Linked DNA regions of Mus musculus: regions 1, 3, 4 and 5 are each linked to region 2. The links are chromatin loops, found by intact Hi-C in ENCODE. Cell type or tissue: gastrocnemius. All regions are shown on one strand.

What was found. A loop is a pair of places that touch in the nucleus more often than their neighbours do. Peaks named below come from ENCODE experiments on the same cell type or tissue, not always from the same donor. Only the 100,000 strongest peaks of a DNase experiment are listed, where the experiment ranks them.
Region 1: it touches region 2 in a loop (16-fold over the local background); 31 of 42 quality-filtered maps call a loop at or near these places.
Region 3: a loop joins it to region 2, with 18 times the contacts of the local background. A loop is called at or near these places in 5 of 42 quality-filtered maps.
Region 4: a loop joins it to region 2, with 13 times the contacts of the local background. A loop is called at or near these places in 30 of 42 quality-filtered maps.
Region 5: it touches region 2 in a loop (4-fold over the local background); 12 of 42 quality-filtered maps call a loop at or near these places.

What each region holds. Positions count from the first base shown.
Region 1 is chr3:128,346,746-128,351,745 of GRCm38, forward strand. No RefSeq gene overlaps it. Among named protein-coding and RNA genes, the nearest start is that of Gm52639, 24 kb to the right of the region's middle. In gastrocnemius, CTCF peaks have their summits at 1,636 and 2,541 (motif pointing right); a DNase peak (open chromatin) is centred at 2,594.
Region 2 is chr3:129,203,015-129,208,014 of GRCm38, forward strand. It overlaps Pitx2 (paired-like homeodomain transcription factor 2), which reads left to right. Exons shown (of 5, transcript NM_011098.4): 2 at 923-978; 3 at 1,426-1,563. The coding sequence starts at 933. Among named protein-coding and RNA genes, the nearest start is that of Pitx2, 5.6 kb to the left of the region's middle. In gastrocnemius, a CTCF peak has its summit at 1,881; DNase peaks (open chromatin) are centred at 1,358, 1,880 and 2,978; H3K4me3 peaks cover 1,987 bases; H3K27ac peaks cover 916 bases.
Region 3 is chr3:128,884,035-128,889,034 of GRCm38, forward strand. No RefSeq gene overlaps it. Among named protein-coding and RNA genes, the nearest start is that of Gm40148, 120 kb to the left of the region's middle. In gastrocnemius, a CTCF peak has its summit at 2,529 (motif pointing right); no DNase peak of the experiment used is centred here; H3K4me3 peaks cover 426 bases.
Region 4 is chr3:128,334,699-128,339,698 of GRCm38, forward strand. No RefSeq gene overlaps it. Among named protein-coding and RNA genes, the nearest start is that of Gm52639, 37 kb to the right of the region's middle. In gastrocnemius, a CTCF peak has its summit at 2,525 (motif pointing right); a DNase peak (open chromatin) is centred at 2,525.
Region 5 is chr3:127,999,070-128,004,069 of GRCm38, forward strand. No RefSeq gene overlaps it. Among named protein-coding and RNA genes, the nearest start is that of Gm35667, 31 kb to the left of the region's middle. In gastrocnemius, a CTCF peak has its summit at 3,002 (motif pointing right); DNase peaks (open chromatin) are centred at 3,024 and 3,355.

The DNA.
Region 1 (5,000 bases), 860 kb before region 2:
GTTATGCTTGGAGGTTATGAGTATTATATAAAAGATGTCCAGTAAATGGTCTTAATACCAAATACAAATGAAAGCTTTCTAAGCAGCTGACTATATAGGTAATCATTAATACTTGATTAATTAAGAGAAAATACAATCATTCAAAAATTTAGGAAATGCATCCATGGATGATTCAAACTCAAAAGATTATTTATAGGTCCATATATCCATATGTTAGATTCTAAAACTGTTTTACAAAAGTCTCAGTTGATGTGATTTTAGTACACCTGGGGCAGTCTTACTGAAACTAAGAAGACAAAATATTGGATTCACTTTTTATGAATATAATGGTGTTAATTAACACTTAGTAATTTGCCACAGTGACATGGGCTGCAGTGCATGGATGGAGTAAGATGTTGTCTCAAAGGAAGCGAAGAATAGCTTCCCCTTTAAAAAGGTAATACGACCAGGTACTTGCTTTTCCCTTCCGTGAAAGATGTAAGTTAGTGTCAACTCTGTTGGTCACAAGTAACCCAAAGCCTTTGATAAACTCACACACACACACACACACACACACACACACACACACACACACACACACACACGTATATATAAAATCAGCTTTGGGCAACAGTTCCCAACCTGTGGGTCGCAATCATGTTTGGCAACCCTCTATCTCAAAAAAAAAATATTACATTATGATTCATAAAAGTAGTGAAGTTACAGTTATAAGTAGCAGCAAAGATAATTTTATGGTTGGGGGTCAGCACAACATAAAGATTTGTATTAAAGGGGTATAGCATTAGGAAGGTTGAGGACCACTGGGTTAGGGCAAACACTCCTGAAAGCTAAGTTCTAAAGGGAAGCCTCACTGTACTGAGAGCTGGGCGAGAGATTGGAGTTAAATTGCTTAGTTAATCAAATATCTCAATGCAGAAAGCCAGAGGGTGGAACACTTTTTTTTCCGTTCAGAGGCAGAGCTGCTTCGACCCCTGAGCTACCAGGTTGTCGGCATTTAAGAGTAAGTGGTCTTGCTTGCATTAGCGCTTTTTCAAGCTTCAATTGGTATCACCAGAGAAAAAGGCTCAAGGTGGTAGCTATGATTTCGAGAATACCAATGCCCTGATTGAGACAACAGGTTTTGCTTTCTCCCCATCTATTGTTCTGCGTACTTTTTTCTCCATTTTACACCAGAACAAAGGACCATTGTTCTTAGCCTGCACTGTGTGTTCTAGGAACATTTGTGGGAAAATATAACAGGAAGGCTTTCTTTCCCAGTTACACATTAGACCATCACCTCACAGAAGTGCCAGCAGCATAAAACGTTTCTAACAGTAGCTGATTTGTATGCAACAATGACCATAAGGGTAACTCTCCAGCAAACCCGAATCTCATATATAATGCATAGCAGTTAATAAATCAGAGTAAAATCAGATGGCTTAGAGCCAACAATACCTAACTAGTAATGGAAAGGGGTGGAAAGATTTATGGAGAGGCAGATTCTGTCTGGATTTTGCTTTAAAGATGCTTGCCAACCACAGTGGTGTATGGGAGTATCTCACTCTCTAACTCTTGTTGCCTTGAGTGTTCTGCAATTCGCTCCATCTTTTCCTCCTGAGGGTTTTTTGAGAAAGCTGTTACCCCTTTTCTTCTACCACCAGGTGGAGTGTTCTCTACTTAGCATTTAAGATTTTATATTTCAGAGCAAGATGTCATATGGGGAGAAAATGTTCTCTTGGTATCTCTGGTTATTTAAGTCATTGGTGTTTTAGAACGCTGCCTTTCTCAATCAAAACCATACAGATAATTCGTCCCTGAAGCTTCTGGTCAAAAAGCGAATTTATGCTTCAAGTGGCATCTCACACATCTTGACAGAGAAACGGAATAATGTTTTTGCTTTAGAGATCAGAGAAAACTGCTCCTACATGTGTTTATTGTATACACTCCCCACCGTTCACTTGCCGAGCCAGCCATCTGAGTCGTAAAAATGCAGAATTTGCAAGTTTGTCACATGTCGAAGGAAAGAATATTGAAGACAACATGTGCCTCACAGATCTGAGAGAAGTGTTCCCTCAGAATCTGTTTCTGGTTATTAGTGGGTCTTGGCCAATTTCCGGTGCTGACATGGGCTGTTGAGATGAGTGGCAAATATATCACCTCAGAGTTAGAAATATCTGAACCTAAGGAGCTAATGACGCTCTGCCAATTCTTAACATTGCAGACGAGGAAAGCACATGGCTGAAGTGAGAATGGGCAGCTGAGATTCTCTTAGTATCTCCACTTATTTTATTAATCGTCTATCTTTTGTAGACTCGAAGTTATATCTTGGACTAATACTACATTTATGTTGACATTTTATCTTACAACTTCATTTTAATGAAAGTGTAGAGCAGCGTTCATCTTCTTAAATGTTATGGTATCAACCCAGTACTGTCACTAAGATAATGTGGACTATGGTCCTTCTTAAAAACTTGGAGTTACAGAATGAATGATGAAATCTAACACAAATTGGTTGTTTATTTTTTTTTTCTTTCTCTTCTTCCATGGTGCTTTAGGGATAGATGCCTTCCACCATGACAGCCACAAGATGGCAGTAATCCCTCATTAAATGGAGAGTTGCCTTTGCCCTGATCACAGAGCAGCGACCAAGGAGCTAAAGAGATCTGCAACCCTGTAGGTGCAACATTATGAACTAACCAGTACCCTGGAGCTCTTGACTCTAGCTGTGTATCAAAAGATGGCCTAGTCGGCCATCACTGGAAAGAGAGGCCCACTGGACAGGCAAACTTTATATGCCCCAGTACAGGGGAACGCCAGGGCCAAAAAATGGGAATGTGTGAGTAGGGGGGGTGTGTGTGGGAGGCTTTTGGGAAAGCATTGGAAATGTAATTGAGGAAAATATGTAATAAAAAAAATTAAAAAAAAAGAGAGAGTGGGAATGGGTCTCAAGTTGGGCCTTACTGGTTGACAATTCCCCAGTCTCTGCTCCATCCTCTGCCCCCGAATTTCCTGTAGACAGGATAAGTTTTGGGCTGAAAGTTTTGTAGTTAGTTTGGTGTCCCTATTGCTCCTATGGGGTTCCTGTCTGGCTACAGGCGGTAACTTCTTTCTGGTGACTGCTATGAGCCACAGTTAAAGGTCACTCCACATTTATTCTTGAGTGCCTCCCTTGTCTCAGTTCTCTATCATGTCCTCTAGATCTTCCCACCTCCCCACCTCTGTCAGTTGAAGATTTCCATTCATTCTCATGGTCATCTGGCCATTCTCCTGTACCTTCCCATCCTGACCACACTCCATTACCCTTCCCATCCCATGACAAGCACTGACACTATTAATGATACTCTGTTATGCTTGCATAACAGAATCTAGCATGGCTATCCTCTGAGAGGCTCTACCCAGACTCATAGGGACACAGTCAAACAGTGGATAGAACTTGGGGACTCTTATGGAAGAGTTGGTGGAAGGATTGCAGGCCCCCAAAGAGATAAGAACTCCACAGGAAGACCAACAAAGTCAACTAACCTCAACTATCAACCAAAGAGCATAGGTACGCTGGACTTAGGTCTTCCCCCACTAACCCCACCCCCAACCTCACCCCTGACACACAGATGTGTAGCTTGGTCTTCATGTGGGTCCCAAACAGCTGGAACAGGGGCTATCACAAAAGCCGTTGCTTGTCCTTGGAATATATTCTTGTAGCTGGGCTACCTTGCCTTGCCTTAGTAGGAGAGGATGGGTCTAGCCCAGCAGAGATTTGATGTGTCAGGGTAGGGCGATACCCTGGGGATCTCCACCCTCTCAGAGAAGAAGTGGGGAGAAGAAGGAAGGATTGTTGGAGGGAGTGATTGGGAGGAGGGCAAGTGAGTGAACAAATAAAAATAAGGTGGGAAAAATAGAGTAAAGAAATAAAGGGAACCTTCTTGGGCTATTGAAGAGAACAGAGACCTTCATGGGTAGAAACAGTAAAAGTGGCCTAAGCTAGAGTGTAGGCAGCTTTATTTTAATGTCTTCAGGGTTTTAGATGGCAGAAATTTCAGTTGAAATGCTGTCATTAGTTAGAACAGTTCTCTAGAAGCAATATGGTAAAAGGACTCCTCTGGAGTGGCTCAGGAATGTGACTAGTCTCCTCTCTGTGTGTAGTAATTAACTCCCTGACAACTGTGAAGACTTAGGCTTGTTTTGGCAGATTCCATCTCTGGCTCTTCTGTGATGTGCTTCATTAATGATAGGCACAGTAATGACTGGCAATAGAAATGAGTGGCTCACCGTTATAAGATTCCATGTCCCTGAAAGAAGATATTAATTTAGAACAAAATAACGGAAGGCAGAAATGCATAATTCAGTGGGCAAACAGGCTTGTCCTAGAACACTCTGTGCGAGAAAACACAGGACAAACAGCCCATCTTCCAAGGTAGTCATAATATGCACAAAACAGTTCTGAAACCTGTACATATTTTTTCCTGTTTATTTTCGCAAATGGCACCAATTAGTAAAGTGATCTTTAGTTCTGTAAATGTTACCTAACATGAATAATATACTCAAAATCCAGAAAATTGGAGATAAACTTTGTAAGAATTTAGAGATTCATCATCAGGAAGTATGTTTTTAATACTCTGTAACTCAGCTAGATTATACTTGCACAGAAGAAACAAAGAGGAAGCAGTGGTGGGAACCTTAACTGCCACAGGGATTTGCAAGATTAAATATGGGAAAGGTTTGCAAAATTCCACAAAAGTTAATGATACTAATATCCAAAGAGGCTCATTGTATTTTAATATATGTTTTATAACATTTCATGGAAAGGACATGGACTTATTTTTGTTTATAGTAATAAAGTCTCTTTAGAGTCCAGTTTTTACTAAACATTTCTTATTCCTACTGGACTTTATAATTCTGATTCTAGAAATTCATGACTGTGACTGATTGTCTTCAGGTGTGCAGACAAACGGCAAAAGGCAAGAGATTTTTACCAACATATCAGCCTTTAAATGCTATTACTGGGGCAGGAGATGGCTCAGTGA
Region 2 (5,000 bases):
GTCTTGAAAGCAACCATTCCATCTAGCCCTCCGCCACCCACCTCTCCCGGTTTGCCTGTGGCAAAGAAAAGGGGCCGCGTCAAAAGCTTGGCTGTCTGAGTTGCGGTTGGAAATTTGAAAAGGATCTAGCTTGCCTGGGACGGCAAAGGCCGAAACTGGAGGAGCAGCCTCCTCGGTGCTGTTTGGGCTTGGCGGCCCCTCCAGAAACGCTTGCCCGGGTCTCCTGTCTCGCTCCAGCCCGTCGTGTAACTCGGCTCTACGATCTTAAATCATACTTTAGGGTAAATAAATGGCTGGATGAGTATCTCCAGGGAAAAGTATGGCTAAATATGGAAACGCGGCTCCTGGTGGATGAGCGGCCCTAACTCAGCTCGCTCCTGGAGCACCCTTGGCCGAGAGTTCCCTCCCTTTCAGAATAACAGAAAAGCGGAGGGAAAGTTGCTTTGTGCGACCCGGCATGCTGTTTCTGGCCTTCTGCAAATGTTTGCTGAGCTCAAATTGACTGACACCGTATTGAATGGCGATCTTTCCAAAGAGAAGTCCATTCTCTCCACCCCCAAATCGTGTATCAGCTTAAGGTGGCTCCTCGGCCTAGGCGCCCTTGAACGTAGTCCCCGCAGCTTCTCCAGAAGCTTGTGGGTTCACTGGCCTCCTAACCTCTGGGCCCTTTCCCCTTCAACTGGGGACTTAATTCCTCCAGGTAAACATCTCGGTGGGAGTCCTGGATTTAGAGCCCGGAAGACGTTGCTGGACTCCGTGGGGCTCTCCGGCCCGAGAGGCGTGCCTGAATCCCCCAGCACCTAGCAGCACACTTCACACCTAGAGTCGATCCTGACCTCCGCGCAAGTAGCTAGCTGCCTTTGAGCCTCCAACTCCCTACAGCTGCCACTTCTCAAAGTCCCACTTCTCTTCTGTTTTGCAGATAACCGGGAATGGAGACCAATTGTCGCAAACTAGTGTCGGCCTGCGTGCAATTAGGTAAGAAGCTCACTTCTCCTGCCCGGGTCCCTAGAAGGGAGTCAGGCTGCGTCTTGAGAGAGAGGAGAAGGCTCCGGCTCGACAGCGAGGCCCCCAGCAACTGGAACTTTCTCCAGGGGGGGGTTAGGCGAAAAGGAAATCAAACTAGTACAGCCGTGGCCTTGCCCTTTCGGGGAGGTTTGGGCTCAGGCGAACTAGCAAGGACTGCTCTGACACTCCTCTAAGCTTCCCGTCGGGTGGCCCAGGGACAGATCACTGCCCTCACTGGGTTGCCAAGGGGCCGGAGGGCTGGGAGTGTGGTCTGTCCTTCCTCTAACGGGCTCTTTGCTCTCTGTCCCTCTTCCCCCTCCGTCCCGCCTCGCCCCCTAACCCTGGTCCGGGGCTCCTTCCCTCCGCCCTTTGGCATCCGCTGCCACCGCACGTGGGGCGGGCGCACTAACGGCCCAGGCGTGCAGCCGGCAGCCGTTGAATGTCTCTTCTCCAAAGACTCCGAAATCAAAAAGGTCGAGTTCACGGACTCTCCCAAGAGCCGGAAAGAGTCGGCCAGCAGCAAGCTGTTCCCGCGGCAGCACCCCGGCGCCAATGGTAAGGGGGGAGGGAAGCGCAGGCCGCGCGCCGGGCTCCTGCCTCCGGGACTCCGGGCTGCCGGTGAAGCACGGGCGGGCGAAGCTGCCAAAGCCGGTGTCCCCTGCTGCAGAACTTAGACTATTGGCCTCTGGGTAGAGCGCGAAGCAGCCGTCCCAGGGACTTTAATTCCTTTCCACAAATTATACTGCACTCCTGAGACCCAACACCTCTCCCTTTTCTCTCTCCCTGTGGTCTGATCCCCTGCGCACGCCCCAGCCTACTACGGCCGCTGCTTCTGGTGTGCAAAGTGGTCCAACAGCGACCTCTGTCGCTCTCCTGGTCCCACTGCACGTTGCACCATCAGGGCCCACCCGGTCCCTGAAGCTCACAGCCAAGCCTCGCCCAGGCGGCTGGGTGCAGTTTATCGCGCCAGGCGAACGCTGGAAAGTCGTGCTGAAGGCTCGCTTTGAAGGGTCTGGGTTTGGACCACAGCCCTAAAGAGCAGGAGACAGAACGATGCACAGCACATGAGGGCCGCAGCGATTGGGTGCTCCTGTTGAAGAGCCCCTGCTGCTGTGTTAGCTGTTAGGCCTTGGGCTTGAATAATGTAGTTTCTTCGTTGTTTGATTTCACCCTAGACCAGTCCATAGGCTTGTGCAAAAGGTGAAAATGTCTCTCACGCACAGCAAAGGCCCTGGAGAAATACAAACTCATCCTTAGATAATGTATGTGTGTGTATAAGAGATGGAGGGGCCTTCATTTGGAATAGGTGTAGAATTCTAATTTACATATTTTTTTCTAGTCTCCGGGTTTTCCCAGCTTCAAAATAAGTAAGTGCCGGACCTTAGGAGGTTGTTGACCTTTGATTGTGTGAGGAGATAAAACTCCCCACAGCCCTCGACCCCAACCCCTACACAAATATAATATTGCCAGAGGGGGTAATTTGGAACTGCAGTCAAGTAAATAAAAAGTATTACTAAGGAAAAAAAGACTTTCTGCGGGTATCTGAGCAGAAAGCAGCATTTGTTGAATCAAAAACGCTTAAAGCAACCTGCAGCTTTCCCATCCTGAGTCCTCCTGCTGGGTCAGTTAAATGCTCACTTGTCCGGGATTAACCCCAAGGGGTTAAATGGGGGCAATGCAGAGATAATGTCGGTTGATTTCTGTCATTAAGATTGTGTTAAATTCTTCTTCTGTTTGATAATCGGTCGTAAAAATAAATTATTAGACCGGAGAATGTTTGGGATATGGTTAAAAATCAAGAGTAGCGATGAATCCCAGGGAGAAGGCTTTGTGCAAGCCCGGCCTAGGCCCAGGGGTGGGGGTGGGGGGGCAGCCGCCGCCCAGCGGAGGGCAAGTTACATCCTGTGGCTTGTGACCCTAGAACTCGACCCCACCTCTAACCCTGATTTCGTTGACCCAAAGAATTGTTTCTGAGGCTAGGTGGCCTGCTTTGGGGCTAATAGACGCAGACCCCGTCAAGGAGTCTGCAGTGGGATGATGTCCTTGTAGGTAGGCAGGATGTGTCTGAGAGCCTACAGAGTTTAGTCCCCGCTGTCAAGTGTCCTGGCATTCGCTTTTAATAATAGGAGAAAGAAAGGAAAAAGAAAATGGTGGGGAGAGAGAGAGAGCGAATATGAATATGAATATGAATATGAAGAATTGTGGCGTTTACTTGAAGGACGGATTATTTTAAAGAGTGTATGAAAGGTTCTCCCCCTATATTGCCAAAAATGTCTGTTTTTCTATCTTTTGGACTTAAGTTTTAAAAAGCTGTCCAAATGTGTTTAATAGCATTCATTTTAAAAAGGCATGTAGTGGGACAAGATACTGAAAACCTTGGGTTTTAGCTGGTTTGTGGTGTGTGTGTGTGTGTGTGTGTGTGTGTGTGTGTGTGTGTACTGATAAATCAAAATGATGATGATGACGATGATGATGATGATGACGATGATGATAACAATAATAATAATAATAATAATAATAATAATAATAATAATAATAATAATATGCACCAGTAAGGTAAAACCTCTAATCACTGCGGGAAGATCACCAGAGTTAAGTACCTTTTGGAGATTACAGAAAATAATTTATAGACTATACAAACTTCTGACTTGAATTTAGTTTTTGTACTTTTAAGGTTTCCTATACTTTAAAAAATGCATGTTTTTAAATATCATGTAGTGAAAAAGATGAAGCCAGTACACTCCCGTGACGGCGCCCACCTCTTCTTCCTCAAATAGCCTCAGATGCAGACTCTCTAAGGGAGACTCCCCAGATCCGTATTCGGGCTAAGGCGGGCTCCATATACCACCACTAAGCTCAAAACTTGAAACTGGAGGCAGTGTAGGGGCTGAGAGAGTTAATCGAGCCTCCAGGCCTGGCACTTGGAGGGAGGCATTTTGGCCAGTCCTATAGAAAGGAGCAAAGTCCAGCTAAAGACTTCACGTATGGCTACGTTTTTAGGAACTCTCAAATGGTCTTGACCTTCAGGAAGAGAAGAGAGTGCAGAATGTTTGGGCGCCGTTGCTATAGAGTAGGGCATAAAGCCCACAGCACTGCCGGGCTTGGCCTCAAAGTCTGTCCGGTTTGCCCTGCGACAGGCGCCCAGTACTTCGCCCGCTTTCCCTACCCCCAGCCATGCCATTAATTTTTAAAAAGCTTTGAGAGACTGGCTGGGCTGAAAGTATTCTGATTGCCCCAAGTCCTAGATTTTCCCCGCCTCAGAAGAAAACTCCTAGGTCCCTCCCGACACTCTGGGTCCCTAAACATCCCTTCTCCCTCGGGGGTTGGGGGTCGCAGCTTAATCGCCTTCGGAGAACGCGAGTAAACTCTGGCCCTCGCTAAGGCCCTGTTTTCCTCTTGGGCTCCCATTCACTTAATCAGCAAATGTTGGCGAAACTCGAACGATGTGAACTCCTATTCTACCCACAAAAGCAAAACGATCTGGTTTCCATTATGAAGCCGCTTAAAGCGGAGGCCTTCTAACATTCAAACCTTCTGGAGCAAAAGGCAAAATGGTGGTGTCTGGAGGAGGGATCTGAGCCCTGAGGAAGAAGGTTGTGGGGGAAAGTGGAGCGATCTTGGATGTAACTGGAAGGCAAGGTGCAGGTGCTAGCTGGAGGAGATCTGAAGCTTGCAAAGGCAAAGAGACAGGAGAACTGGGTGGTGACAGTTATCTATTTTCTTTTCCCCACTGGACACCACCTCCGCCATTAAACCTGCAGTTTTCTTGGCAGAAGCCTCCTCTCTTCCTGTGGTTTCCAACCACCCCCACCCCAGTGGGAAATTGTACCAGATGTCCAGGTAGTCAGTCCCTGAAGGTCGGTGGCAAGCATTCTTTGCAGGTGGCGACTCTCCCAACCCGTTCCATTCTCACTCAAAGTTTCTTTAGGCTGCTTAGGCGGTTACTCCGCACAGACTGCTGTTAATATATGCAGCAGTTGTTAGAGCGACTC
Region 3 (5,000 bases), 320 kb before region 2:
GTACATCTGCAAGCATCCATGTCCTGTAAAACAATATTGCATTGAAAATGATGGATAGACAGCTTTGTATTCAAACTCTTTTATATTTGTGACTCCAATGCTCTGCTCCTGGGTCACTTTAGCTACATCATCTATCTACATCTTTTAAATAATGCTAGAAAGCATTTCTCCATGAATATTTAATTGCCTGGTTCCATGGTTTAAATCTGCCAACCAAGAAAAACAAATGCATAGAGAATTAAGGCTGTTACATTTTCGTAGAAAGCACTGAGAATACTGGCTCTCCAGCCAAAGGCCACTGTTCTATATGCAGTAAAGACCACCGCTAAAATATAGGCGCTGAGCAGGAACCCTATGATCTGTCTGTATCCAACAAACGTAACAGCCTAAACTAATGCCACAGAACAGCATTAAAAATTATGCAGTTTTGTTCATAGCAATTCCATTCATAAAGATAATAACTCAAAGGTAAGAAAACACAGTTTGCTGGCAAATTTGAGAGAAAACAGAATGTTCTGATGGGAAATATTTTGTTTTTAAAGAACGACTTACTTTTACCATGTATTTTAATACCTTTAATAGGCAATGTCCAGTGAACTAACGACGATTTACACACGATGCTTAAACATATTCTTTAACCAGCACTGTTTTGACACTGGTGAAGGTATATTAAGTTGGCCATATGCAATTCACACTTGTGACTTTTCTCTGCCATTCATGAATTATGCAGTCATGCCTAACTCATGGAAATGAATGTGCATGAACTGCCCACTGCCATGCATCGTCTCTTTCTATGTCCTTGTGCACACATTCCCACAGTTCATTATTCATTGAGGCAGAGGCACACATATAATGTGGAAATAGTCACATATGAGTCACAAATAGCAATGAGGCTCTGTGTGTGTGTGTGTGTGTGTGTGTGTGTGTGTGTCATTCAAAGTAAGCAAGTCTGTTAGGGGGTAGCTCCATTGCTTTTTATGAGTAACAAGTGCTAAACAGAGCAGACATAATAGACATAGAAATTGAGGGATATCTTCACAGAAAGCTATCCAGCCCAGAAATTGTGCCTTGACAGTTCTTAGATTTTATTTTATCCATTAAAAAGATTCTTGCTCATATTCATTAGATTCTTACCAAAAGACTGTGTTTAAAATGTTGCACGTGTGTTTCTAATTGTTTCTTTTCTCCATGTATATTAAGGCGTGATGATAATTCACTCCCGGAAGAGACGATTGTTCGAAGGGACACCTTAGGATCAATGATCCTTCTTTGCTTTTGACGGAGAACAGGTGTGGAAGAAGCAAAACTTTGATATTTTCTTCGTTAACTGCTGTACCCCGGTGATTTTTTCCCCTGACAGTCTAGTGCTGGTGGAAAATATTTCTTGGAAAAGTCTTTCAGTTTTAGGCTAGATAACACCACTGAGTTAGTCATGAGCAAGAATTTGTAATATAGCAAATAATGAGGCTTCCTTCTGATTAACATCATTTGTATCATAAACAAAATTGGCCCCATTGAAATCATTCTTCCTAATTGAATATAATGAATTTTTATCAGACATTCTGGTTTTTAATTTGTGTGTAATAAAGATCCTTTAAGATGCCAACTTCAGGCAATAAAAGCAGGATTTAATGTCACGCAAAAATAAAATACCTTTACAGCATAGATTCTAATTTGATTGTAGGTCATCAAATGTCCATGTTTAGAATTTCCTATAAAAGTTATTACTACAAGATAACATATTCAATGTAAATCAGATCTATATAAAATGAATTGGAGCATTTAATAGCAAAATTAGTACTGTATAATCATCTATTCTCTGTTAAATAGTACTTAAAATTAAAAACTGAAACAATGTGGGGTTCATAAAGATATTTTGTTCGACTTGCACATTGAGGATGAGTTATGCACTTAATGTTACACATTATACAATATTTTGCTGAAAATCATACCTTTTCCTCATGACTTCATGATTTCTTATTTTTTTTTATTTTTCCCAAAAAGATTAAAACAGCTATCATTTTATGTCTCCATATTTAAAAGAGGTTTATACAACTGCATGAAACATTATTAAATATTTTAAGATGGTTTTATTATATCTTAAATTTCTCTGTATTTCTCAATTTACAAGTAAATTTCATGATTCTCAAATTTTATAGAGATTAATAAAATGTAAGCATTCCACTCATCTTAATTAGACACAGTGTGACTGGAGAACTGAACACTGGCACCCAGAACAAGATCAGTTTCGAAATAAAAAACAGTAAAAATAAATAGGTGGAAATAGTCTATATTTTAAGTTGCATTATATAGAAAATACATTGTCTCTAGGAGAAACTTTTCCAAAGACTTGGTTTCTACTAAAGTAAAACAGAAATAAAAATGTGTTAATCCCCGGCACACCATGTTTATATGCCTTGAAGTTTTGATTCACCAAAATCTTTTTTGCCGAGTCAACAGACATACCCATAAACAGTTTAGGATAAATACATTTTCATTGCTATACGATATAGTCACATCATAAATGAGGTGTGACCAGTAGAAGGCACTCTTACAATAAATATATACACCCAGCAGCTCATCTGCCAACTGGGTGGAAATTCTGATAAGAGTTTTACAAACTGTCCACGGCACAGGGGTGCCCTGCACGGAGACATCAAAGTACAAATTCGTCCTGTATACACTAAGAAAAACTCATTATAAGTCCTTTTGTGTCATTTTTATTTGGGGTTCAGCCCATTTGCAATTTTACTGCCCTCATTTTTAACCTCCTTAGTTCACAAAAAGAATCATGTGGTCACACTTACCATTTTCACCACTGCATTTAAAGGACGTTGCTCTCTTGAGAAATGACTCAGACTCTTGAGGAGTTAGTGATTCGATTCATACAGGCTGCTTCAAAACAAGCGTCTAGTTTCATTCTTATTAACCTTTCGAGGTTTGATCATAATTTGCTAGTGCATGCAGGATAGACGGTCTTGTTAATGGAGCTGCTTGGACGGATGAAAACACCTCTAATTAAATCTCTGTCAAACGTATGGCTAACAATGTTGTTTAGTTTGTGTTCATATACAAAATCTCTTGAATGACTCTCCAAGTTTACAAAATCCATGTTAAAGGAGCCAGCACTGGAAAAAAAAAAAATGTTACGGCATATGTTTGGATTTTTGTATTTCAGAGTCCTGACTACTTTATCTGAATTAGATTTAGAGCTTTGTTATGTGTGATAGTTATGATAATACGATCACTGAAGGCATGGAGACAGGGAGACTCAAATCCCTGTGAAAATCCCTTTCTCTATTTCCTACAGCTGCTGCGGCGCTTTAATATCTGCTGGAATGATGAAGAGGAACAGGCCGAACTCCAGTTTTAATAAAAATTTTAACAGGTCTACATATAGTTATGAAAAATGTTATTTGCAATGCCAATTTTTAATAAAATTTTCTTAAACCAAAGAAAAAATCCCCAGGGGGAAGCTACTCTGAATGTGTTTTTCATATGTACTATTTAAGGCTCTTTAAAGGTTAGGCAAGTGACTGATAAAGTAAGTTCTGCTCCACACAACACAAGTCGGGAGGCGCTTGCACGCCTGCATTTTAATCAAATAAATAAGCTAAGCTTTCATTTTGTATAGTGGACCAGAAACAAATATTATCATATTGCATAGTCAATTTTATTATTAGCGCCAAAAACTCATATCGTTAAAGAACAGTTTTAAAACAAGCCAAAGCTCTGCTGCTACCCGCCAAGGTGCTCTGCGATGTATGGATTCCTGATGCCAAAGACATAATAGATTTTTTTTTTCCCAAGCAATTGAAATTTGGGTTCGGAAAGGGTTTTTTGGACTTGAGAAACCATGGAAGTTGGGAGCTTTTGTTTTTCCAAGAGAAATTAAAGACAATGGGTATTTGAATGAAATGAAATTTAATTGAACTTAAGAACTTCCAAAGAACCTGTATAAAGTTAAACACACCAAATATTGCACCCCATACAGTAGTTCTCTGGCCTCTATGGCACTGGGCACGGTGATACACTATAGCATAGGGTCTGAACCCCAAAGTGTCTCTTACTACAGAAAACAGATGTGAGGTATGACCAGGAAAACAGAAACAAACTCTAATGTACCAATTTATCACGGACCAGATTGAAAAATAGGAAAACTTCATAATTTCCACCATGCAAATACAAACAAGGGGTGGAGTTTTAATCCGTGGGTGTGCTCAAGTCAGGCAGTGATTGGCTAGCAACACCAGCTTTCTTGTCATCTCTGAAAGGAAGGCTTGTCTGCATGGTTCACCATGTGAAACACGATAACACTTATTACAAGACTTTGACAGACTTTTAGCATTCACACTGGCTTGCACTAATACAGGAGTCAGTGGAGCGTGCAGACTTTAGTGTCAGGTCTTTGTTTTGTCATACATAAGGATTCACTTTTGGAAGCATAAAATTTAGTATGAACAGAAATGAAGTATGAAGGGAAGTACGGACAGGTCATTGCTGCTGAGACGCTGAGGTATGGAGTCCTCCTGTCAGCCATCAGGCAGGTCCTTCACTCCTCTCACGGGGACTTGACGGGTGTTGCTTCATTCTACATTTTACAGTCTTACTGATAGGAGTCCAAAACTTTTAGTGTTCTATATTCATAACAAACTTTGATCTTAGATCTTAGCACCCCACGTGTTATACAGGGCTCTAAAACCAGGATGGGAAAATCAGAATAGAGAGAAGTGTTAATGAACCATTCATTTTAAAGAACTTGAATCAATTTTTCCCCAACATTTTAGACATAAGTTTACATTGCTATGGTTATTGTTTAAAAGGGAAATCACACAATGTAGAAGAGAGCTGCCCTTTCTTTCAAGTGAGAAACAAGACTTTTTATAAATTGCTTTAAAGCCAAAGCCATAGGACTTCATCTTGAGTCAAAAGGAAAGGTTAAAGAATAAAGCAAAATTGTTCAGAATATAGAAAGGTATAAAGGAGAGAAAAGAAAAGCA
Region 4 (5,000 bases), 870 kb before region 2:
GGATAAGTGTTATTCTTACACACTCAAAATTAGTTTTTCCTTAGCTAAGTTACTTAGCTATAATTATCAAATTCTCACTCCTTATATACCCTTTAATGTGATATCACACCCACACACACCCCACACATATATATATATATATATATATATATATATATATATATATATATATATTATAGATACTTTAACTGTTAGAATGATGGGAATAAGAGCTGGAGTAGTGAAATTTCTGTCCTTTAATTTTTACCATAATAAGAACCCTGACAATTGAAAATACAGAAGACATGGGCTTTTGAAAAACGTATCTTTGTAAAAATAGTCTCATGTACCCAGGCAGATACATATCTAGCTAGCTCTCTGAATTTTTCTGTCCCTGAGGAAGAAATCTGTAAGAAGTTTCTATTAAATGGGATGAATGTAATGGGCCACACCCATGACCTCATTTCTTAAGTGTTTAAGATGCTCAGAGTTTACCACAAAGGAAAACAAGTGTTTTTACAGCCTCTGTACATTTCCCCTCAATAATAAACTTTTACTATTTCTTTTGATGGAATGCTGTAGTTTTAAAGAACAAGCGACATAACAAAACCAAGAATGGCTGTGATCAAGTGCCAAGGCTTCTCATGTAAGCTCTGTTACTTGATCATTTTTGTTTCTGTAAATCTAAATATTTTTTTTTACCTGTAAGACAATATTAAAATAGTATTCATCTCATTGACTTGTGGTGCAAAATACATTTAAAAGCACATAACCAATAACTAAATTTACCAAGCTCACATTTTTTTCAGTATTTAAATTCTTTGTGCCTTTTCTCATTAAATATTCATTTCCTAAAATGTATCAAATAAAATATGTGACGTAGCGTTCTTCTTACTTATTTGGATCATCAGGCTTGTGTTTTGGAAGATGCAGAGCCATGTGTTGCCACGGGTGGTGGTTATAATTTCCTCATGGCTTTTCAGGTCAAACAAGGCAGAGCTAAGGAAGATTTTTCCTGGCATAGATAATGAAAACTATTCATGTTAGTAGGCCAATATGAAGGAGAAAGAATTGCTTATACTCAATCGCTAGGTTGAGGATGTTTCTCTCTCTTGAGAGTCACATTTTCTTCGAGTAAAAGATTTTTTTTTTCTAGCCAAGCATGGTGGTTCATATCTGTAATTACAGCTGTAGTAGGAAGTTCATGGGTTCAAGGTCAGCCTAGGTTACATTATCAATAGCCTTGTCTGAAAACAAAACAGTAAAATGTAGTTTTACTGTAAATCAATGCTATATGCACACAGTCAGCATATATACATATCTACCATTTTTAGTATTAAAGGTATACATTTGAAAACAGTGTTATAAAAGTCAACAAAAACCACTGAAAAGAAAATTTCAATTAGTCAAAAATGTAAATAAAACATCAAATATATTCTTTCCCACAACACATTCACATGTTTCCAGTAGTGGTAAAGCCATAATAAAATATTAGGGAAACAAATATTTTCTCATCTAAAATATTATAGGGATAATTAAATGTACTATAATGCTTTCTTATATGTTATTTAAATCTAAGGTTAGACTTTACTGAAAAATGATAGCCACCAGTGAGCTTATTTTCGAATGATTACGCCTTGGTCACAAGCCATTTATAGTGGATTTGAATTTGCTTACATGATAAAATACAATGAGAGATTTCTTACAATTAATATTTGTATATTTAGAATAAAATTACCGGCTTCATCAAACACTTGGAACTAAAAGGTCTCTTCCTGTACATTAGCCTTCAAAAAGAATTATGAAGTTAGCAGAAGTTGAAATGGATTGATTAAACTGGCTTTAGCTTTAGACCACTGCAAGGAAATTATATACATTTAATATGCCATTCAGTCAACATAAACCCTGACCCAAACCTTAACGTAGACTGTGTTCGTGTACTGCAAGACCAAATCTATTTTACCTGAGATTCGTGTACTTATGTAAGCACAAAACGAAGGATGTTCATTATGTATCATGTTAGGATTTTGTAATAAGTTATTTGTATAGTGATGAAAAAATAGTTTTTAAGATGAGTGAGGTTTCCAAAAAAAATTAGTTTGACTTATTAAGCACAAAATTCATGTATTTTTAACATAGGTATTTACTTTCTTTTAACCTTCTATATCACATTTAACTCTTGCAAATCATTAAATATAGCACCAGGGCATGAGTTAAAACTTGTGAGTATGTATGTGTGTGTGTGTGTGTAAATTTTTGAAATTTAACCTCTTAAAATCAGATAAAATGTACAGCTCTTTAATCTTTCTGTTTGAAACACTATGAAGTATTTATAAACAAATATCATTAATAAGTATTTACTTTTAACTGAAAGTAAGGTTGACTTTACTTTGAAAGCACCGCTACATGCGCCCTAACTATGACACTAATCAAGGTTGCTGAGAACAGGTTTAGGATTCAGGGCTCACAGTTTCAGGTTGAAATCTGAGTGTACCAGCAACTCCAGTAGAGGGCACTGTGCCTGTCTCTGTACCCTGAAGAGTCTTTGTTCTGCCCGTGCTTCATCTTAGCTCATGCTGGGGCTCCCTCTGCTGTCCTTTTAGACCACAAGACAAATATGTCGGTGAGTGCACCCCAGACCTCAAAACTGCAATCATAGTCTCAAGACTTTAGCATAAGGCAGTTCCCGATCAACCTGACTTCAGCATCCAAGTCTGAAAAGTTAGCATGTGAACTGAGTGAAGCTTTGATACATGGTTCTGTAAATATATCCTGACAGATGGTATTTCTTCTAAGAAAATTCGGTAGGCTAATAAGGAAACAAGAAGTGATATCTTCACATTACATGCCAGAGAAAAAATGGCATGGAAATGGAAACTGGAAACAGCTGTGATCGATTAAAATGTCAAGATACATGTACACACACATGCACACATGTGTGTATTAAAGGTATACGTGTGTGTGTGTGTGTGTGTGTGTGTGTGTGTGTGTGTGGTGTGGTGTGTGAATGTTTGTATGTGTATGCTTGTGGGATGTGTGACTGTGTTTATGTATGTGTGTGGGTGAATGGGTATGTATGTGTGTGCATGTATATATGTGGGTTTGTGTGTAGTATGTGTGTGTATGTGCATGTGTATGTATGTGTGTGTGTGTTTGTGGTGTGTATGTACATGTATGTATACCTGCTTGAGGAAAAATGTGTGTGGGAGTGGGGAGGCAGTCCCTATTTGATCTCTTGTAACTTTGATCTATATTATTTTTTTACTCTAGTTTTTATTTGTCTTTTTATTTTAAATAAATCCAGAGAATAGTATTTGGCAAAGTTTCAGCACTTGTGCACTTACCCAGCAGGATAAAGAGAAATCGTTCACATAAAGAAGACATATTTTGAAGTAATTATGTTTATAAATTTTCTAGTCACTCTCATGTGAAATAGGGGTGTTTGCTGTAAATGCATTCCTTTGCTTTCTGTGTTCTTACACAGAATAATGTCCAGTATCTGTAACAAAGCAGTTAGCAAACTCATAAATTAACCTTCTCTGTCATTTCAAATCAGTATTATAATTCATTCTTACCTAGATTTACCTTAAAATCACATGGTAAATAACATTGTTTTGGCCTTTGTACCTTTAAGCCAAAGAAAAGTCATGGTTTCAAACAAAATTGTGGAAATTGTAAGAATGGTAAAACCTATTGGCCTTTCTAAGCCGGTTCTAATAATTTGTCAAGTGAGCTTTATAATTGTTTGTGCCTGAGAAGTAGTAACAGCATATGCTGGCTGCATAACAGTGAGGAGACAGAATTAAGCAGCAGTAATTGCAGCATAAGAAGTAGATTTTCAGATCTGTTACTCAAATTCCAACTCACCACTCCTGTGGTTCGTAAGAGAGAAAACCAACTTTCTTTTTCCTTTTTTAAAATCACATTTAGCTGATAGAGTTTAGATTAATAGAGTTGTAGAGTCTAGATTAGTCTGACAGCTGGATATGTAACTTCATTGTGAAGCACACATCAGCAACCACAATTTCTTAGTTGCAATCTTCAGAAAACATACACAACTTGGAATAGGTGCGTGTCCACACATCAACCAATTTCTGTGGTTACATGCAGCATTTATATTAAATATATGTATTCTTTGTGCCACCAACCCTGGTGTATTTGTAAAATGGTTCTGGGAATCACCTTTAGAGAAGAATAGAAAACTATTAAGATGATTTTCTTATCACTCAAATGCTTCGTTTCATTTCTATAATGTATACAGTATTGTGACCTATTACTTCACAGAGAACACTTCCATAGTCTAGAGGGAAATGGGGGAACTGTTTCAGAAGTTAATACGTTAGGAAGGGATCTGTTTGACTCCTGTTTTGCTCTCACTTGGGGGCTGGTAGAAGTGCAGAAGAAAATAAGCTAAGTTCTATTTAGTTTTAAGGGGGGCAATAAAGAAGAGATAATTCTCACTGGTGGTTTAGTGCGAGTCTTTACATCTGTATGTGACAAAAGATGGACTTTATTTCTCAAGCTTGGGACACATTTTGTCTGTATCTTCCATTTCTTTCAAATGAGCACATGAAATAATAGGCTCCATTAAGACAAGGTCATGTGATCTGTCATTGTGGAGAACTTAGATCACAACCTTACGTTTAACATCGTTACCATAGCTAAAATTGGCGGTAACAGCGGACTTCAAACTCCTATCTCACCATGTGCTTTTCTCTACAAGCAAAAAGAGGCCACACAAAAGAAATACACAGAGTTCAAACAAGACAGGAACAGTTTATTTAATATTATGCTACACCTCACAGTGAGTTTTTGTGTATTATCTGTGTAAAGTGCACTCTTTGTGCACGGAAACACAGGGGCCAGACATTGGGCATCTTTCACTCTCAACCTTATATTCTGAGACAGAGTCTCTCTCTCCCTCACTTTTTCCTTCCCTCCCTCTCTCTGTCTCTGTCTCTGTCTCTTTTTCTGTCTCTGTCTGTGTCTGTCTGTCTGTCTGTGTGTCTTTACACACACAC
Region 5 (5,000 bases), 1.2 Mb before region 2:
ATCTATCACTAGGGGAATGGCTAGTGAAGTCCTTTAACCTGCTGGGTAACAAGAGTAATTTACTGAAGGAAAACTGGATTTTTGACTGTGTATTAGATCCTGTGAGTAAATTGTGGGGATTATAAATGTACATATGAAATATATTCCTTTCTAAATTGATGCTTTCTTGGAGTGTATGCGAAGTATAATCATGAACCTGTGAATAAAAATGAAAGCAGAGAATTGCAAGTTGATAGAGATTATTTGAAAATTCCGTAATAGAAAAATAATTATTCCATAACAATCTAGTTATAACGCAGGCAAACTAAAGACAACAGACATATCCCAGTCTTCTTCGAGGCTATGAGCATTTGTGTTGTATATTGTTACAAAAATTATATGATATTCCTGACTTGGGTCTTAAGATATTTCTAAAGAACAAAAAAAGGTATATATGTATTCAGCTTCATCCATGCAAAAGAATAAAATGTCCTGGGGTCGAGGAACATGAGGAGATTTTACAAATGTGATTTAAGGATCCTGTGAAATGTAGATGCAGCAGCCTTGGCCCGCTCAACTTTAAATCTGTTTGTTACACCAGCATAATCTCACTGGAATGCATCTTTGACTGTGCTGATTGGTCATAATTCTGAATTTTCAAGTTTCTCTCTGGCCTAAGCATCTACAGCAGCATCTCAAACACTTTTCTCAGAAGCTACTTGTGTTGGTTTGAATGATAATGGACCTTGTAGATATATTTGAGGACTTGGTTCCTAGTTGGTGGAACTGTTTGGGAAGGATTAGGAGATGTGCCCTTGTTGGAGGAGATGGTCTACTGGGGCAGGTGATCTCTCTCCCTCTCCCTCTCCCTCTCCCTCTCCCTCTCCCTCTCCCTCTCCCTCTCCCTCTCCCTCTCCCTCTCCCTCTCCCTCTCCCTCTCCCTCTCCCTCTCCCTCTCCCTCTCCCTCTCCCTGCCCCCCCCCCCCCCCCGTCTTTCAGCTATGGTTCCAGAGCCATGACTGACTGCCTACTGCTGCCATGCTCCCCGACATAATAGTTATTGATTGTAACCCTTCAGGACCACGGGCTCCAAATTAAATGCTTTCTTTTATCAGTTTCCTTGGTTACAGTGTCTTGTCACAGCAATAGAAAGTTCACCAAGGCACCACTGAGTTGTTCCCCTCCTCTGTCCATCACTGACTGATCCAGTCTTTTCACTTTGATATCCTACCACGTCTCCCTTTTATGTGATCTTGGCAGAGCCTTAAGGCATATTGCTATGTCAGGACACCTAACCTACCAGCCTCATTAGTTTTCATTTCTTCTAGAAAAGCTATTCTACTTTGTTTTTCTTTTGAGACAGGATCTTGCTGTGAGCTTTGGTTGCTGAGCTTACTGTGTAGCCTAGGTTGGCTTAGAACCCATCATTCTTCTTCAGCCTCCTGAGTGCTGGGATCCCAGATAAACACCACGACGCCTGCATATTATTTTTCTGATGTAGGAAGAGCAGGTTCTATTCTAGGTTGCAATAATTTTCATAGACACCTTTTCTTTCCCTGTTCCCTCAAAGGGGAAACTTGTTGGAAGTCCTCTGTATGACTCACATGAACTTTCCTTTTCATTGTTTTACATGTATGTGTGCACGTATGTATGCATGCATGTGTGTATATGTGCATGCATATGTATGTGTATATGTATGCATGCATGTGTATGTATGCATATGTGTATGTATGCATGTGTGTATGTATGTATGTGTGTATGCATGCATGTATATATGTGTATGTATGTGTGTATGCATGTGTGTATATATGCATGTATGTATATGTATGTGTATATGTATGCATCCATGTATGTATGTATGTATGCATGTATGTGTATATATATGTATGCATGTGTGCATGCATGTATGTGTGTATGTATGTATGTGTATGTATGTGTATATGTATGTGTATGTATGTATATATGTTGTGTGTATACATGTTGTTTATACATTGCTAGTTATGTAGTACTACACAGGCTGAGGACCCTGACTGGTGCAGTCCTGTACAGGTCTTGTGCATGCTGTCTTAGTCTCTGTGAGTTCCTATGAGCTTTCCTCGTGTTGATTTACAGGGTCTTGTTTGCTTGGTGTCCTCCATCCCCTCTGGTGCTTACATTCTTTCTGCTTCCTCTTCTGATGACTCTAGAGGGGGAGAGTTTTGATGGAGATCTCTCGTTTAGGGCTGAGTGTTCTGAGATCTTTCATTCTCCATAATGTCTGGTTGTGGGTGTATGTATTTGTGCCTATCTGATGCAGGGGGAAACTTCTCTGATGTTGACTGGGCAACACATTAATGTACACGTACAGCAAAATGTCACCAGGAGTCATTTCATTGCTATATTTTGTTGTAGTTGTGGTTCCACAGAGCAGTAGTATTTGGTTTTGCCTCAGGTCCCTGGATCATCTAGTCTTAGGTTCTTGGTTACCTAAACAGTGCTAGGTATGGCGGCATAGGCTCCATCCCATGGAGTGGGCCTTCAGTCAAATCAGATATTGTTTGGTTATATTCCCACATGCTGTGTGCTGCCATTTCTCTAGCATTCTTATGAGGACACAACTGTAGATCTGTAGGTTTTGTAGCTAGTTTAGTGTTTATCTTTTTCCTTTGGTGGTATGCAGAGTACCTTCACTGTAATTTATCTGAGACAATGCAAAGTTTTTATTAATTTACACAGGCTCTCATTTGAGACTCATGTGTAATTTAGCCTTTGGTATTTTATCTTAAGCTTAGTTACTATTACAGGAGGGAAGCACAGTAATGTGAGCTTGCATGCACCCAGAACTAGCCGCAGTTGATAGCAATTTTACTTTAAAATTCTAAGCAATATAGGAGTAGAATTGCATTTAACCCACAAGCCAGCAGCTCACAGGGGATCAGTGGTAAACTGTGAAGCAATGTTCTAAAATTTCATTTGGGATGTAAATATACTTTCTAAATTAAACTACTTATAAGGAAATCAGGGATTCCTCATCTGGCCACTAGGTGTCAGGAAAGCTCCATTCTAGAAACTTCTGGTGGGGGAAGGGGACACGGTGTAGTCCATTTGAGGACATCTGCTGTTCACAAAGGTAAAGCAAACAAAGTAAAACACAACAACAACAATAACAATAGCAACAGCAACAGCAAAGCCCAACCATCTTACAAATACACAGACTGCCCAGTGAAGGGCCTTACGCAGAGGACCAGAGAACTAACACCAGTCACCAACGGTGCAAAAGTCTACTTGTGGCCACAGTGGTAAGTCCCTCCTTTTGTTACTATGTTCTATGTGTCCACACACATAATAATGGTGTCCACAGTGGCTCCTGGGTTCCTATTTCCTCACATCCCACCTGGTGGTGCGCCCTCTCAGATGACCCTTTTTGTCGTTTTGGGTTCACGGGTTTCCTCTGGCAATTGGGCAGTTAACTGCATGAAGGGCAGTGGGTTATAAGGTCAAGCCCCCACGCCTCACGTTCCAGAAGGTCTCAAATAGACATGGCTTCCCGTTTACAGTCTTACTTTTCAGCAATATATGTCACTAAAGATGGCTGGGCCTCAGACCCCCACCTCTCTCTATGCTTTCTACAGAGGATGCACAGAGAACAACTCACGTTTGTTTGTGTGCATTTGGACAATGCCTGGCTATGAAGACTCTTACACTGGAGAGAGTCTCAGCACATCATTGTAACATAACTGTGTGGAAAGGATAAATAAAAGAGGGAGCTGGCTGTGTGGTGACTCCTGAGGGAAAGCCAGGATGAGAGCAAGGGGAGAGCCCTCGCCCATCTTGAGTGTAGTTCCGTGGCTTCCGGGGGATTGGTGAGGGTGCTCTTGCCCTGCTTACGACGGCTTTCAGAAGTTTTCTGTAAAATTTGAACAAAAAGACTGAAGATGAGACACACAAAAAAGGGAAAGTCTAGTGAGTAAAAGGATTTACTTCAATAACTCCCCAAATCCTACCCCCAAGTGCGAGGATCATCTCAGTGCTGCACAGCCGCGAGCGAGCAAGCGAGCGAGCGAGCCGGGCCCTGACACTGTGGTGCGAGACCATGATTCATACGAAAGGCAGCATAATTACTGTGAAGAGCAGATTGGATTTCCAAATGAGGAAAGCGCATTCTAGTTCTTTCTTGGCTACGGATAAACACAATTGATTTATGATGAATATGAGGGTCCTGGTTATCTGGCAAATGTATTGTATTTCATGTCGAATAAGCTTAGAGATTTTTTTTTATTTTTTTATTTTTTGCATGTCTACATGAAACCCAATCTGTGCACAACCAGGAGAGCCCGAAGGAATGGTGGCTGGAACTCCTGATGGATGGGAGGAGTGCCACACCGGGCACTCCAGAGGGCAGCATATCTGCTTCCCACCAGCAGTGAGACCACTGTGTGCCTCAGTTTGAATAGCAGAGAAGCGTAGGTTTATATAGCTACTTATCTATTTGTTTACAACTTAAAAATGATGTATTTGACAAATGAGCTTCTGTTTTCTTCAGAGGATACTGAGACTATTTTCTCAGGTCCTGCCTCTCAGGTGATAGCACTCCACAGTAGCTTGCTTGCAGCTCACTTCCAGCCCTCCTCCCGGGGGGTGGGGGTGGGGGTCTCAGATGTGTTTTGGAGAGTCCCATCACTATTGCGTTTCAATGCTGGGAAGAAATTTTGTTAGAGATAGTTCAAAGGCAGAATCTCCATCTTCTCTTAGATTCGTTGCTTCTGCACTGAACTGACAAACCATCTCTTGCTTCATTGGAGCCAGTTCATCCATCTGTTCTTGGCAAGGTGGGTGGTGGGTACACTCAGAAATCTGTCGGATTTCCTGAGTTGGAGTCCCAGCAAGATCAGGTATAAGAAAAGTGACTTCAAACAACCTATTTAATCTCCCCGTTACTTGGTTTTTCTTGTCTTTAAATCTCCTTGGTTTCTTACTGTGATTTATTTATTTATTTATTTATTTATTTATTTATTTATTTATTTATTTATAAATGCAGAGGT